Regions from separate parts of the Homo sapiens genome. Here region 1 is linked to region 2. Evidence: read pairs that join two places in POLR2A ChIA-PET (ENCODE). Cell type or tissue: GM12878. All regions are shown on one strand. Links, peaks and the distances in the headings refer to the core of each region. The heading gives the core; the rest is flanking DNA.

Region 1 (7,870 bases), core at 2,443-4,942, 270 kb before region 2:
GCTAATATTCAGAATCTACAATGAACTTAAACAAATTTACAAGAAAAAAACAACCCCATCAAAAAGTGGGCGAAGGATATGAACAGACACTTCTCGAAAGAAGACATTTATGCAGCCAAAAGACACATGAAAAGATGCTCATCATCACTGGTCATCAGAGAAATGCAAATCAAAACCTCAATGAGATACCATCTCACACCAGTTAGAATGGTGATCATTAAAAAGTCAGGAAACAACAGGTGCTGGAGAGGATGTGGAGAAATAGGAACACTTTTACACTGTTGGTGGACTGTAAACTAGTTCAACCATTGTGGAAGTCACTGTGGCAAATCCTCAGGGATCTAGAACTACAAATACCATTTGACCCAGCAATCCCATTACTGGGTATGTACCCAAAGGATTATAAATCATGCTGCTATAAAGACACATGCACATGTATGTTTATTGCGGCACTATTCACGATAGCAAAGACTTGGAACCAACCCAAATGTCCAACAATGATAGACTGGATTAAGAAAATGTGGCACATATACACCATGGAATACTATGCAGCCATAAAAAATGATGAGTTCATGTCCTTTGTAGGGATATGGATGAAGCTGGAGACCATCATTCTCAGCAAACTATTGCAAGGACAAAAAACCAAACACCGCATGTTCTCACTCATAGGTGGGAATTGAACAATGAGAACACATGGACACTGGAAGGGGAACATCACACTCTGGGGACTGTTGTGGGGTAGGGGGAGGGAGGAGGGATAGCATTAGGAGATATACCTAATGTTAAATGATGAGTTAATGGGTGCAGCACACCAACATGGCACATGTATACATATGTAACTAACCTGCACGTTGTGCACATGTACCCTAAAACTTAAAGTATAATTAAAAAAAAAAAAAGAAGTAAATTATGTCATTTGTGACAGGAAGATAAATACTGCATGATCTCACTTATATGTGGAATCTAGAAAATTCAAACTCATAGAAGTAGGGAGTAGAATGGTGGTTACCAGGGTCTAGGGGAGAGGAGTGTATAGGGAAAGGGAGATGTTGATCAAAAGACACAAAGTTTCAGATAGACAGAAGTAATAAATTTTAGCGATCTATTGGGCAGAATGGTGACTACAATAATGCACTGCATATTCTGATACTGACAAAACAGTAGTTTTTTTGTTTGAGACAGAGTCTTGCTTTGTGCCCAGGCTGGAGTGTCGTGGCGAGATCTCGGCTCACTGCAACCTCTGCCTCCCAAGTTCGAGCTATTCTGCTGCCTCAGTCTCCCGAGTAGTTGGGGTCTACAGGCACACGCCACCATGCTTGGCTATGTTTTGTATTTTTAGTAGAGACGGGGTTTCGCCATGTTGGCCAGGCTGGTCTTGAACTCCCGACCTCAAGTAATCCATCCACCTTGGCCTCCCAAAGTGCTGGGATTACAGGCGTGAGCCACTGTGCCCAGCCAAAGAGTAGAGTTAAAATGTTTTCTTCAATGGCTGTTTCGAGCTGTGTTAAAAAAAAAATTATTTTAAAAATGTTTTCACCACCAAAATAGGTATGTGATGTGACTGATTTCTTAATTATCTTGATTGAAGCCCTCCACAGGTAAACACCAAAACATCACACACATAAACATATACAATTATTTGTCAATAAAAAATAAATTGGCCGGGTGCGGTGGCTCACGCCTGTAATCCCAGCACTTTGACAGGCCAAGGTGGGCAGATCACCTGAGGTCAGGAGTTCGAGACCAGCCTGGCCAACATGGCAAAACCTCATCTCTACTAAAAGTACAAAAATTAGCCAGGCATGGTGGCAGGCGCCTGTAATTCCAGCTACTCAGGAGGCTAAAGCTGAAGAACAGCTTGAACCCAGGAGGCGTAGGTTGTTACAGTGAGCCGAGATCACGCCACTGCACTACAGCCTGGGCGACAACAGTGAGACTCCATCTTAAATAAATAAATTAATTTTAAAAGCATCTGATGGCCAGATGCGGTGGCTCATGCCTGTAATCCCAGCACTTTGAGAGGCCAAGGCGGGCGGATCACGAGGTCAGGAGATTAAGACCATCCTGGGTAAAATGATGAAACCCCGTCTCTACTGAAAACACAAAAAAAATTAGCCAAGCGTGGTGACGGGCGCCTGTAGTCCCAGCTACTCGCGAGGCTGAGGCAGGAGAATAGTGTGAACCTGGGAAGCGGAGCTTGCAGTGAGCCGAGATCATGACACTGCGTGCCACTGCACTCCAGCCTGGGTGACAGAGCGAGACTCCATCTCAAAAAAAAAAGTATTTGATTCTGTAAGTATCTTATAGAAAAAAAAAAATGATCAAATGAAAGTGGTATTTTAAATCTGAATGCAGAGAACAGGAGGGGCTCAAAGAGAAATCTAAAAGCAAGCAGAACTAACAAAGCATTCCAAGATAAATGTATGGACCAAAAGACCACTGGAAAAAAAAAAAAAAGAAAAAACTTTACAGAACAAGAAGTTCATTACAACTATGAAGAGATAAAAGTACTACTAAAGTTTGACACTAGGTACCTGGGAGAAACTACTACCACTTAAAACACACGTGTGCACACACACACAGAGACAAATCAAAAACCTAGTCCTAAAATAAAACGTTACATAAAGAAGGTTAAAAGATAAAAGACAAGCTCACGAAAAATACTTGCTAATGCCGCAAAAAAAAAAAAAAACAAGTTAGTAGCTATAACACACAAGTAGGTCTTGCAAGTTAATTTAAAAAAAAAAAAATCAAGAAATTAGAACATCTGGCCAGGTGCAGTGGTTCACACCTGTAATCCCCGCACTTTGAAAGGCCAAGGCAGGCAGACTGCTTGAGCTCAAGAGTTCGAGACCAGCCTTGGCAACACGGTGAAACGCTGTCTCTACCAAAAATAAAAAATTTAACTGGGCATGCTGGCATGCATCTGCGATCCCAGCTACTCGGGAGGCTGAGGTGAGAGATCACTTGAGCTGGGAGGTGGAGGTTGCAGTGAGCAGATGGTGCCACTGCACTCCAGCCTGGGTGACAGAGTGAGACCCGGTCTCAATTAAAAAAAAAAAAGAAAGAAAAAGGCCAGGCACGGTGGCTCACGCCTGTAATCCCAGCACTCTGGGAGGCTGAAGCGGGTGGATCACCTGAGGCCAGGAGTTCGAGACCAGTCTGACCAACATGGAAAAACCTCGTCTCTACTAAAAATACAAAATTAGCTGGGCATGGTGGCGCATGCCTGTAATCCCAGCTACTCGGAAGGCTGAAGAAGGAGAATCGCTTGAACCCGGGAGGCAGAGGTTGCGGTGAGCCGAGATCGCACCATTCCAGCCTGGGCAACAAGAGCAAAAAAAAAAAAAGAAAGAAATTAAAATATCCAGTAAACAGATGAAAATATATTAAACCTTATTAAATATCAAAGAAATGCAAATGAATGAAACGATAATGGTGCCAGGCACCAATAGGGGCTCACAACTATAATCCCAGCACTTTGGAAGGCCAAGGTGGGCAGATCATTTGAGGTCAGGAGTTCAAGATCAGCCTGGCCAACATGGCAAAACCCCATCTCTACTAAAAATACAAAACAACAAAAAAAACCAATAATGGAATATGTGACAACTCCAAGTGTTGGTGAGACTCAGGAAATGGGTAATTCCACACTGTTGGGAAATGTAAATTTGTAAAAGCCTTCTGAAAGGCATTTTGAAAGTGTATCAATGTTACAAATGTATATACCACCTTTGCCTCAAAAATTTTATCCCCAGGAAATTCAATCTAAAGATAATGGAACAAATACACAAAAAAAAATTTGCTTTAGATATACACACATAGCAAAAATTAAAAAAAAAACAAAACTAAGAATTTATCAAAGTGGATTCAGCCAAACAATTTATGCTATATCCATACAACAGAATACTAGGAGCTACTAATAAAAATGGTATGCTGTACTGTGGAGTACAGGCTACAAGACAGCATTGTTACATGTTCCCGCTTATGGAAAAATCATACATCCCTGTGCATATATGCATAAAAAAGTCTAGAAAAATATTTATCAAAATGTCATGAGTGATCATCTCATCAGGTAGCTGGACCTAAGGGGCCTTTTAATCTCTTATACTTTTCTATACTAACGGAAAATTTCTACCATTAGCCTCTATTATGCTTGCAAACAGGTGAAAAATAATAAAGAGCAGTAACAGAAAAAAAATGACTCTAAGAAAGGTGAAATAATTTAATGTTAGGTAAATTGAGTTTGGAATGCCAATAAAATATCCCAGTGAAAGTGCCCCTATGCAACTGAAAATGCAAACAGAAAAGCAGGGAGGCGTGTAGATCATTTACCATTTTCGGTTCCTCTCACTAACCTCATTTCCATTTTACTTACATTCCAGTTTTACCTATATTTATCCTCTAATGTACATCAATTTTACTTTCCAAATACATAAAAAACACTAGGTTCTTCCACAATTTAAATGTGCAGGAATTCAAGGAACAAAATCACTGCAAACAAGTAATGCTTCTGATTTTAGCTTGGTACTTTTGCTTCCAACACCCACTTCAAAGCTTATAAATTTATAGAAAACAAAGCCAACCAAAACCAAAATAACAACAACAAAATGATATTCACACAAAAAAAGTCCAAAATAAAGGAAAAAATTAAAATTATCTTATATGTGAATATTAAGCAACATTCACTTCCAACTGGTTTTTCAAAAATAGCTACAATTTTTCAGAGTTGGGAAATAAGTTTGACATAATGTCTGCTCAGAAAATTTTCTCTTTAAAGATTAATTCAAACGCACCAAGAATTTATCTTGATCAGCACAACAGAGGGCAAATATAAACACTAGGTCTGAATTTATTCCATTCACACTAAAGTGACTCCCAGCATCCTCTACTCATTCTAATAAAGTAGAAGCTAGAAGGAGGTTCTTAAATTCCCTCCTTATAAATCGAAACAATTACCTGCCCTATCCTAGAGTATGAGAGTGTATGTAAACCAAAATACCAAGCAAGTTTACAGATATAACTCGCATCTGTGCAGACTGGTTTGCACTAATCTGTAGAGAAAAAATGTATTTAAATTAAACCACCAATAAATAAGCTCTGTAATTTGTCCTCTAGGAGCTTACAATCTAGTAGGGAAAACACAAAGGCAGCCAGCCAACTAAGCAGATATTAAACAGAATTTTTTAAAACTCTACAACAAAGATAAAGTGCTGTGGGGGCACAGGAAAAAAAACTAACTTTTATCTAGATGAATGGAAAAAGGTCTCAAGATAGTGGGATTTAAGGCTGGACACACTGGCTCATGCCTGTAATCCCAACACTTTGGGAGGCAAGGACAGGAGGATTGTTCAACCCCAGGAGACCAGCCTGAGCAACACAGTAAAACACCATCTCTACCAAAACACACACACACACACACACACACACACACACACACACACACGACAGTGGGATTTTTGAGCTGAGTTTTAAATGCAAAGCTGGAGATGAAGAGCAAAAGAGAGTTTGGAGTGTCTCTTATCATTTAAGCTAACAGAACAGCAAGTATAAAAATAGAAATAAAAATGTCTTTGAAAACAGAACTGTGATAGAATGGAGCCAGATCATAAAAGGCATTAACTGATGGAACATTAGGAAGTTTAGACTTGGCCATGCACAGCTGCTCTTGCCTGTAATCCCAACACTTTGGGAGGCCCAGGCGGGAGGATTGTCTGAGGCCAGGAGTTCAAGACAAGTCAGAGCAACATGGTAAAACCCATCACTACAAAAAACACAAAAATTAGCCAGGCATGGTGGCATGCACCTGTAATCCCAGCTACTCGGGAGGCTGAAGCAGGAGGATCCTCTGGGCCCAGGAGTTCGAAGCTGCTGTGAGCCATGATCACATCATCACTGCACTCCAGGGTGGGCAAGTGACCTAGACACTATCCCTAAAAAAAAAAGTTTAGGTTTATTCTAATAATAATTCTAATATAATGGGAGTGACATGAGCTAAACAAAGATATTAAGAAAACTCTCCTGATACAGAATGAACTGAGAAGAATGGATGAAACGAGAAGAATGTTCACAGTAACATGAAGTCTAGCTAATTAACCTGAAATGGTGATAGAAATGGAAAGAAATAAATATTAGCGTTAGCGGAAAAGAAATGTGATAAGGACTGAGTAGATGTAAATGTCAGGTGAAGTTTGGTCAGAGAAGGAGCAAAACACAAGGCCATCACTTTGAGAATGAAAATAATGATTACAGCTTTGGAAATTTAAGACAGTTAACCTAAACTTCCATTCCCTTCTGAGAGTTTCTCCATTTGTTCTAGTATCCTATTTTTTGACACTTTTTAAAAGCATTTTAAGAATTCCATTCACCTAGGGATTTTCATGACTTATTTCTATTAAGTATATATTAAATCAGTGGCATATTTTTTGAGTTTTTTTTTCATTACGGAATATCTTCATTTCATATACTTTTGAACTATAGTTTTCAGGACAAAACACTAAATAATCCATTACAGAGGTACCACATATAACAATAATTTTTCTTATTTATATTTAGAGTCCACCCATCTTTTTCAGATTCTTAGGTTCTTATTATTCCATAATGAATGCTTCTGTGCTTCTTGGTGGAATGGAACTTCCATAGGTTTAGAGAAAGAACAAAACACACATAATAATTTCTTGCACGGATTTTAATCTGACATCAGTAACTTCAGATCAAAATAATTCTGGAAAACCACCACCAATAACTAAGAGTAATTAATGTCTTCAAGAAATGTTTTTAGCCAATCTTTGTAAAGACAAAGTAGGAAAAACATCCACAAGATTTAAACCCAATTGTTCATAAAAACTACAAATAAACACAAATAAGCTGAAAGAATCTTTAGAAGATTCATCTTTTAAAATCTTCAAAATGCTGATAAAATGGCCAAGGAACAGAAACCAACACATAAATACCCAAGCAGAAGCTGATTTTTCACCAAAACAGGTCATTATGTGAGGTGGCCAGCGCCCCTGAATGCCAACTAAATTTCAATAAAGCATATGCTTTAAGTGGTAAGTGGCCCATGTTCTTTAATGAATAGACTGCTGTTAGAATTCTTCATATTGTAACCAAAATCCACCTTCATATTGTAACCAAAATCCATGCTCTTTAATATTAAGAGCATGTACTTTCAAATCAGCCTAGGGTTTGAATCCAAGCTGACCTTGGAACAAATCGCTTAAAACCTTTTAGAGCTCCCGTTTCCCAATCCATCAATGGGAATGTTTCCAACTATCACATGGATTTTGGTGGTCAATATATGTTAAATATTTATCAATGCCTGGCACACAGTAAAACACTACAAACGGTACCCTCCCCTCTTTTCAGCACACCCTCACATTTATTATAGGGCCAGTCAGCAAGATTACGTGACCTTCCACACCCCAACAGTCAAGTAGTAAAGAAAATACGGCAAACAGATTATACAGGGGAAAAAGTAAAGCTAAGAGGGAACTGATGAAAAGAAATGCATGAGCCGAGGACTGAAGATTCAAATGAAGACAAAGAACAAGTTGTGAAGTGGAAATCACTAAAATGAAAAGGATTTATTTATCTGACATCAAAAAAAGCTTCAGGCTGGATGTGGTGGCTCACACCTGTAATCCCTGGACTTTGGGAGGCTGATGCAGCAGGTGGATCATTTGAGCCCAGGAGTTTGACACCAGCCTGGGCAACATGGTGAAACCCTATCTCTATTTTCAGCTTATTTAAAATTGTTTTTCATCTTCATACCACGATTTCAATACTATTTTGAATGTGTATGCATTTCCTTGAAAATATCTACGCTGACAATTCATTAATATGTAAGTTCTGCATAGGCTGGGGAAATATT
Region 2 (7,870 bases), core at 1,104-3,603:
TTCCTCCCTTGCTCGCGTGTGCTCGCTCACACTCTCTCTCTCTCCCTCCCCTGTCCCAACATGTGAGGATGCACTTGCTTTCCCTTCACCCTCTGCCACAATTGCAGGTCTCCTGAAGCCTCCTAGTCATGCTTCCTGTTAAGCCTGTGGAACTGTGAGTCAATTAAATCTCTTTTATTCATAAATTACCCCAGTGTCAGGTACTTCTTTATAGCAGTGTGAGAACAGACGGATACACCCCGTCGCTACAAAAATATACAACAATTAGCTGGGCATAGTGGCACATGCCTATAGTCTCAGCTACTTGGAAGGCTGAAATGGGAGGATCGCTTGAGCCTGGGAGGTGGAGGTTGCAGTGAGCTGAGACTGCATCACTGCCAGGGCAACAGAGCAAGACGTTATCTTTAAAAAAAAAAAAAAAAAAATTAGGCATGTGAATATTCTTACTTTTGGCTTCCTTATTGTCAAGAGGAGACTGATTTAAGGATTAGTCTGAGAGAAGATTAGCTCTTAAATAAACAGTATGAAACAAAGAATTCAATGAATAAATCAGTAATTTCATTTAAAGTACCATTTCAATCCACTCTCCACAAACTTTTTTTTTTTTTAAGAGACAGGGGTCTTGCTCTGTTGTGTAGGCTGGAATGCAGTGGCACAGTCATTGCTCACTGTGACCTCCAATGCAAATGATCCTCCTGCCTCAGCCTCCTAAGTAACTAGGAAAACAGGCATGCAGCACCACGCCCAGCTAATTTTTTAATTTTTTCATAGAGACAGGGTCTCACTTTGTTGCCAGCTGGTTCAAGCTCCTAGCCTCAAGTGATTCTCCAGCCTACGCCTTCCCTAAACTTTTTAATTCGCTCACTAACAAGCATGGCAACTGACAGATTTAAGGGTTTTATGTATGTGTGTAAAAAGAATGGTGAGACACAGGCAACAGAAAAAGACATGGGGGGTTGGGTGCACTGGCTCATACCTGTAATCCCAGCTTTGGGAGCCCAAGGTGGGAGGATCGCCCTGGGCAACAGAGTGAGAACCTGGTCTCTATTTAAAAAAAATAAAAGGTAAAAAAAGAGATAAAGACATGGGGTGGGAAAAATCTGTAGGGATATTTTTAGTCAAAAGACTAGGTTTAACACTTTGTTGCTCATCACAGATCACTTTTCTTGGGTAAGCTGGGTAACTCTCTGAGGTTCTGTTTTCACATCTGTAAAATGGGGATATCACCATCTCCCACACAAGATTGTTACGAGGACTAAGTTGTCTGCAACCATAAAACCTGGCTTTTGTTGGGAGAAAACAGAAGTGAGGATAAATGCTTACATTGGATTACCAACTCTTAAATCATTAAGACTTGATAACATTCCTGCAGGGAAAGACTATATTGCTATATATAGGCTACACCTTAACTCAGGGATGATGAAGTCTGATATGAATACATGCATACAAATCTGTAACCTGTGTGGTAATTATAAATTTTAGTGACTTGGCCTGCTTAATGATGAATGTAGTGCCATGCCAAACACACAATAAACGACTTTTTCATCAAGTTTATTAAAAGAATTTTTTTTTTTTTTTGGGATGGAGTCTTGCTCTGTCGCCCAGGCTGGAGTGCAGTGGCGCGATCTCGGCTCACTGCAAGCTCCGCCTCCCAGGTTCACACCATTCTCCTGCCTCAGCCTCCCGAGTAGCTGGGACTACAGGCACCCGCCACCATGCCCAGTTAATTTTTTGTATTTTTAGTATAGACGGGGTTTCACCGTGTTAGCCAGGATGGTCTCGATCTCCTAACCTTGTGATCTGCCTGTCTTGGCCTCCCAAAGTGCTGGGATTAGGCGTGAGCCACCGTGCGTGCCCAGCCTAAAAGATATTTTATATATGTTAACCTCAAGTCTCTCTTAAGTATTATACACACCACTTCTATTAATTAAAGGTAGGAATCGCCAATAAAACCTAAAAACAAAAAAGCTAAAGTTAGATTACTAAAAAAAGGCGTACTGTTTTTAGTTTAGCTTTGTTTTTAAAGCCTGAGGTTTTTAAGGACCATAAGTTCCTGATTTGTAAAATCAAGTTATGTACAGATGGCTCTAAACACAAAAATGAAAAAAAAATTATTAGTAATTTCAAGGATTCAAACAATCCATACAAAATAGCACCAAAACTAAGCTAGGGAAATACTCTCTGAAAGCCTAAACTTTGATCCATTATAAAATTAGCACTTACCTCATCGTACATGAACTGTAGAGTCAGAGCTGACTTGCCCACGCCACCACTGCCCACCATGATGACTTTGTGTAAAGCCAAAGAATTCTGACCCTTGGGCTTATTTGCAGCCATTTTGTGTCTCAGTTTTCACCAAAGGATTAAGAAGAATCTAAGAAGAATGAAAGAATAAGTAATGCTCAGTACATTCTTCTTTAGAATTCCAGTGTAAGAAAGAGATATGTCCTTAGAGTTCAATATACTAGTTTTCAATCTGTAGTGATTTTAAACAGATGGCAAATGAAGTATGCTCACTTAGGGGAAAAACCATGAACCATTTATCAGAGAATACCATGGCAATAAAACAAGCCTATGACTCAAGGGCATTTCTCTTAAAATAGTTGGGTTTCAGTAATGAGCTATGATCAAAAGTGAAAATTTCCCAGTACAACTGCATGCTGACAATAATGGGGTATCAGCTGCACTGCAATATGTCCACACAGATACGAAAGCAGGCTAAAGGATCTCTTTGTTTTCACACTAATTTATATTGGCAATAATTAAAGAGATGTTTCTTCCTTTTTTTTTTTTTTTTTTGAGACGGAGTCTCGCTCTGTCGCCCAGGCTGGAGTGCAGTGGCGTGATCTCGGCTTACTGTAGCCTCCACCTCCCAGGTTCAAGCGATTCTTGTGCCTCAGCCTCCTGAGTAGCTGGGACTACAAGCGCGCACCACCATGCTTGGCTAGCTTTTGCATTTTTAGTAGAGACAGGGTTTCGCCATGTTGGCCAGGCTGGTCTCAAACTCCTGGCCTCTAATGATCCGCCTGCCTTGGCCTCCCAAAGTGCTGGGATTACAGGCGTGAGCCACCGCACCCCCGACCAAGATGTTTCTCTTGAGTAAGAAACAAGTGACCAAAAAAAGACTGCTAATGTGTTTACTACATCATGCCTCACATTAAGGACCTCATTGAAATGCTTACTTACTGCTATTTTATAGAAGAAGACATCCCATCCCAACAACTTGGTGGTAGAATTATAAACAGAATTCAACACTGTATACCCCAACTAACAGATTACTGGAACATCTGTTTCTTGGGATGGCTGGCCAATCTAACTTAAATGCTTGGATCTAGCATGCCTTCACTTTTCTCAGAGCATCCACTGTTTAATACATTTTTACACTCAGTGTGGAGAGGCCAGGTTCTTACAGAAGTTGTAGTGACCTTCGGCCATGCTGACTTGGCCTTAGAAAAAATCCTGTGAGGCCACAACAAACACTCTGAACGTGTGTGGAGATCCAAGCAAAGAGACTTTTTGTTATTGGGGGTTGAGGGGGTTGCACCCCTTGTCCTCAGCAACTCTTTGACTTGTTTCGGACACAAACAGCTTTCTAAGTTGCAGCTCCCAGAACCACGCCCCCTCCTGTTTACCTCTCTATCTTGGGCCAATCTTTCCTAGCTCAGCTGCATCAGACCCACAACGGTCTCCTTCTGTTTTTCACTTTTCTAAGCCTCTTGGCCTTTGCCATGCAGCTTCCTCTGTCTGGCATATTCTTATTCCATCTGGCTAACTCCTCTTGGTTTTTGGGTCTCAGCCTTACCTGAAACTCTCAACCTAAATTAGGTTCTCCTCTGCTCTGTGCTCTCAGATAGCATCTGATACTTTTCCTTCATAATCCTTATCACAAGTTGAAATTGCCTGAATATGTATTAGGTTGGCGCCAAAGTAATTGCGGTTTTGGCCATTACTTTCAATGGCAAAACCGCAATTACTTTTGCACCAACTTAATAGTATAAGTATTCCTCTAGTATACCAGAAACAGTGAGTTCAGGACCATGTTCACTTGGGTTAATAGTCTGCTTAATGTAACTAACATGGCTGGCAAAATCCGCCATTTAGTGCAAAAGCATTGAATGAATGAATGAATACACAAATGTTTGCAGTCTGACTTAACCCTGAGAAATGCTTTAAGCCAAGCTTGTCCAACCTGTGGCCCGTGGGCCACATGCGGCCCTTTGAATGCCCAACACAAATTTGTAAACTTTCTTAAAACATTATGCAACTTTTTTTTTTCTTTTTTTTTTTTTTTTAGCTCATCAGCTATCGTTAGTGTATTTTATGTCTGGCCCAAGACAATTCTTCTTCCAATGTGGCCCGGGGAAGCCAGAAGATTGGACACCCCTGCTTTTAGGTTGTACCGGTGTAAAGCAGCTCTTGCTACTAGAGGTTCAATCACAAATGGGCCAGGACAATCTGCCATGGGTCTGTGCCTCACATACGGGCTGTACAGGGCACCCAAGAACTGGGTGCGGCTTCAGGTCTCACCCATAAATCATTCCCATATGCCTGCTTGCCCAATATATAAAAGTATTAAGAAAAATCCCCCATAATCCTACTGTCCATTTAGCAATATGAACAGGCTAACATACCTCCTTGGAGACTGCTTTCAATCTACATTTAACATAACTGAGATCACATATACATAAATGCATTTTTTCATCCTGTTCTTATCATTCTATCAAAAGCATTTTAGCAGAAGCAGTTTGAACTGTTAAGCGTATGGCAAAAAATTTACACTTACAGGCTAAGAGTTCAATTTAACTCAACAAACACAAATTCAGCCACTCTTTTACCTGGGTATTGAGAACATGACCATTAGATTGTGAGTGCTTATCACTGCTCAAAAACAGTGAAAATTACAGTACACTGCAGGTAACTAAAAGTCTGAAAGATACCAAGTCTAAGCCAGTTTATGAAGCATGCTGTTGCTGGTGTTCCTAAATACATCAGGAAGTGACTTCTTTATTATGATCATTACTTGCTGGCAGTTATAATCATGTCACAGCTAATATATCTACTGTTTTATTTTTAAAACAGTACATATCACATGAGCTCAGGGCATTACCATATCAATTAATACTCTAAGAGTTGTGTGTGTGTGTGTGTGTGTGTGTGTGTGTGTTCAAAAGAAAACACTTAGCAGTCACTACAACTGGGTTAAAACACTTTTCCTTCTAGAATAATTTAAAACACAATCTGTGACTCAGAAGCAGAAAAGACAGAGATTTCCAAGGATGTTTTTCCAAAGTGCAAACATTTCCTAATAACTATGAGCTGCACATTCCAGACTATTAAGAGGCTATCCAGGAAAAGAAGCTTCTGCCAAGGAAAAACTACTCGACCCCCATTTTAAAAGACTTGGCACTCCACCACTTAATTCCCAAGCCCTGGTCTAGATATTGTTTTGAATGATAAACAAGCCATAGCCCCTGCCTATGTGGAACTTAAGACAAACACATACACAAATAAGCAAATACCATTAGTGCTAAGTGCAATGAAAAAAAATAAGACAGCAATGGGGGGAGGAGCTACTTTAACCAGATGGTCAAGGATGACTCTGAAGAGGTGGCATTTGAGCTGAGACCTGAATGTTTTGAAGAAACCAGTCAGCTCTGAGGGAAGAGCGCTCCAGACACAGGGAATAACAAGTACAAAGAACTTAGAAGAGGGTGGGAGTGGGGAGCATGTTCTAGGAAGCAGAAGAAGGCCAGAGTACATGAAGCCTAGTGTCAGTCTGTTTCCTGTTGCTATAACAGAGTATCTGAGACTGGGTAATTTATTTTTTAAAAAGAAATTTATCTCTTACACTTCTGAAGGCTGGGAATCCCAAGAGCATGGTGGCAGCATCTACATGGCTTCTGGTGGAAGGCATCACATGGCAAGTGGGCAAGTTTGCTGCCTCTTACAAAGCCACCAGTCTCATCATGGGGGCCCTACCCTGATGATCTTATCTAATCCTAATTACTTCCCAAAGCCCCACTGCCAATCAACATATGAATTTGGGGATTAAATTTCCAACACATGGCCAGGTGCAGTGGCTCATGCCTGTAATCCCAGCACTTTGGGAGGCCGAGGTGGGCGGATCACTTGAGGTCAGGAGACCAGCCTGGCCAACATGGTGAAACCCCACATCTACTAAAAATACAAAAAAAATTAGTGGGGTGTGGTGGCAGGTGCCTGTAATCCCAGCTACAAGGGAGGCTGAGGCAGGAGAATCGTTTGAACTCAGGAGGCGGAGGTTGCAGTGAGCCAAGATCGTGCCACTGCACTCCAGCCTGGGCAACAGAGTGAGACTCCGTCTTAGAAAGAAAAAAAAAGTGCCAACACATGAAATTTGCAGGACACATTTAAACCACAGCACTTAGTGAATGACTGGAGAGTAAGAGGAGGTAAAATTGACAGGTAGGCAGAGGCCAAATCACAAAAAGCCTTGAAGGCCCCGGAAGTGTTTGGATTTTACTAGAACTGCAATGGGAAGCCTCTGGAGTTTTTAAGAAGGATAGTGGTAAAATTTGTGTTTTTAAAAAGATTACCCTGGTTGGTGTGTAGAGAATGGACAGTGGAAGTATCAAGAGTTGAAAGTATAGGAGGCTATCCCAGTAATCCATGCAAGAGAGGACAGAGGCTTGGGGTACAGCAGCAGCAGCAGCAGCAGCAATGGTATTACCAGTTCCCGTATAACTACTAATACCACCTATACTGAGGACAACCAACATTTACTGACCACTCACTAAGTGCAAGGCACTGTTCTGAGCACTCTGCACATACTAATTCAGCTGAGTACTACATTTCAGATATTTACAATCCTAGGCGATATGTACTATTTTAACTTCATTTAACAGATGAGGAATCTGGGTCACAGATGTCAACTTGCTCAAGACCGAGCCAGAATTCAAACTGAGGGAGCCTGCTCTCCTAACCACTATGTTATTTGGAATACATTTTGAAGAAACAGTTGATAGGACTTCCTGATTGACTGGATGGGAGAAAACAAGACTAACCTTTAAGTTTTTGTCCCAAATATCTGAATGTTAGGCATCTATACCTAAGATGGAGAAGGACCAAGAAGGAATAGGTCTGGGAAAGAAATCCCAAGCTCTGCTTGCACATTAGACATTTCAACTAGAGTTGAACAAGAAAAACTGAATGTTTTAGTCTAGAGTTCAGGGATGAGGGTAGAGATGGAAAAAAAATTGCACGTCAGTTTACAGATGATATTTGAAGTCACAAAATGGCATGAGCTTTCTTAGGGAGAAGATGAAGATAGATACGAGAAAGTGGCAAAGGAAAGAGCCCTGAAACAACTCAACAGGCTAGTTCAGCAGGAGATCTAGTAATCGCACAGTCACTGAGGCTGGCTGACTTAAATCCTGCCGACCGACTGAGGTGAGATATGAGGAGAGACAAAAAAGAGCTAATTCTGTGCAAGATGGAGGTTGTTGTTAATCTTGGGAAGAGTCATTTCACCAATTGAGGTAAGAATGGGGTGGGTAGTGCATGCCAGTAATCCCAGCTACTTGCAGGGCTGAGGCATGAGAATCGCCTGAACCCGGGAGGCTCCAGTGAGCCAAGATCCAAGATTGCACCATTGCACTCCAGCCTGGGCTAGAGAGTAAGACTCTGTCTCAAAAAAAAAAAAAAAAAAAAAAAAAAAAAAAAAGGAATAGGGTGGGTTTGGGTTGAGGAGAAACAGAAGGTACAGAATTGGATTTTTACTCTCAAGATGAATGGAGAAATGCAATCATAATGGGAAGGTGTTGTTAGGAAAAGGGCTTTTTGTTTGGCTGCTTTTTAAATGTTATTAGGGGATGTCTGCATAACAATCATC

The links. ChIA-PET counts read pairs that join two places held together with the same protein. Peaks named below come from ENCODE experiments on the same cell type or tissue, not always from the same donor. Only the 100,000 strongest peaks of a DNase experiment are listed, where the experiment ranks them.
Region 1: POLR2A ChIA-PET joins it to region 2 with 6 read pairs; 2 of 35 experiments call an interaction of 5 or more read pairs at or near these places.

What each region holds. Positions count from the first base shown.
Region 1 is chr7:39,954,664-39,962,533 of GRCh38, reverse strand. All of the region lies in intron 1 of CDK13 (cyclin dependent kinase 13), which reads right to left. Among named protein-coding and RNA genes, the nearest start is that of CDK13, 8.3 kb to the right of the region's middle. In GM12878, for the core only: no CTCF peak of the experiment used is centred there; no DNase peak of the experiment used is centred there; H3K4me3 peaks cover 1,471 bases.
Region 2 is chr7:39,681,135-39,689,004 of GRCh38, reverse strand. It overlaps RALA (RAS like proto-oncogene A), which reads right to left. Exons shown (of 5, transcript NM_005402.4): 2 at 2,224-2,374. The coding sequence starts at 2,337. Among named protein-coding and RNA genes, the nearest start is that of LINC00265, 48 kb to the left of the region's middle. RefSeq lists an enhancer at 1-175. In GM12878, for the core only: no CTCF peak of the experiment used is centred there; a DNase peak (open chromatin) is centred at 2,614; H3K27ac peaks cover 879 bases.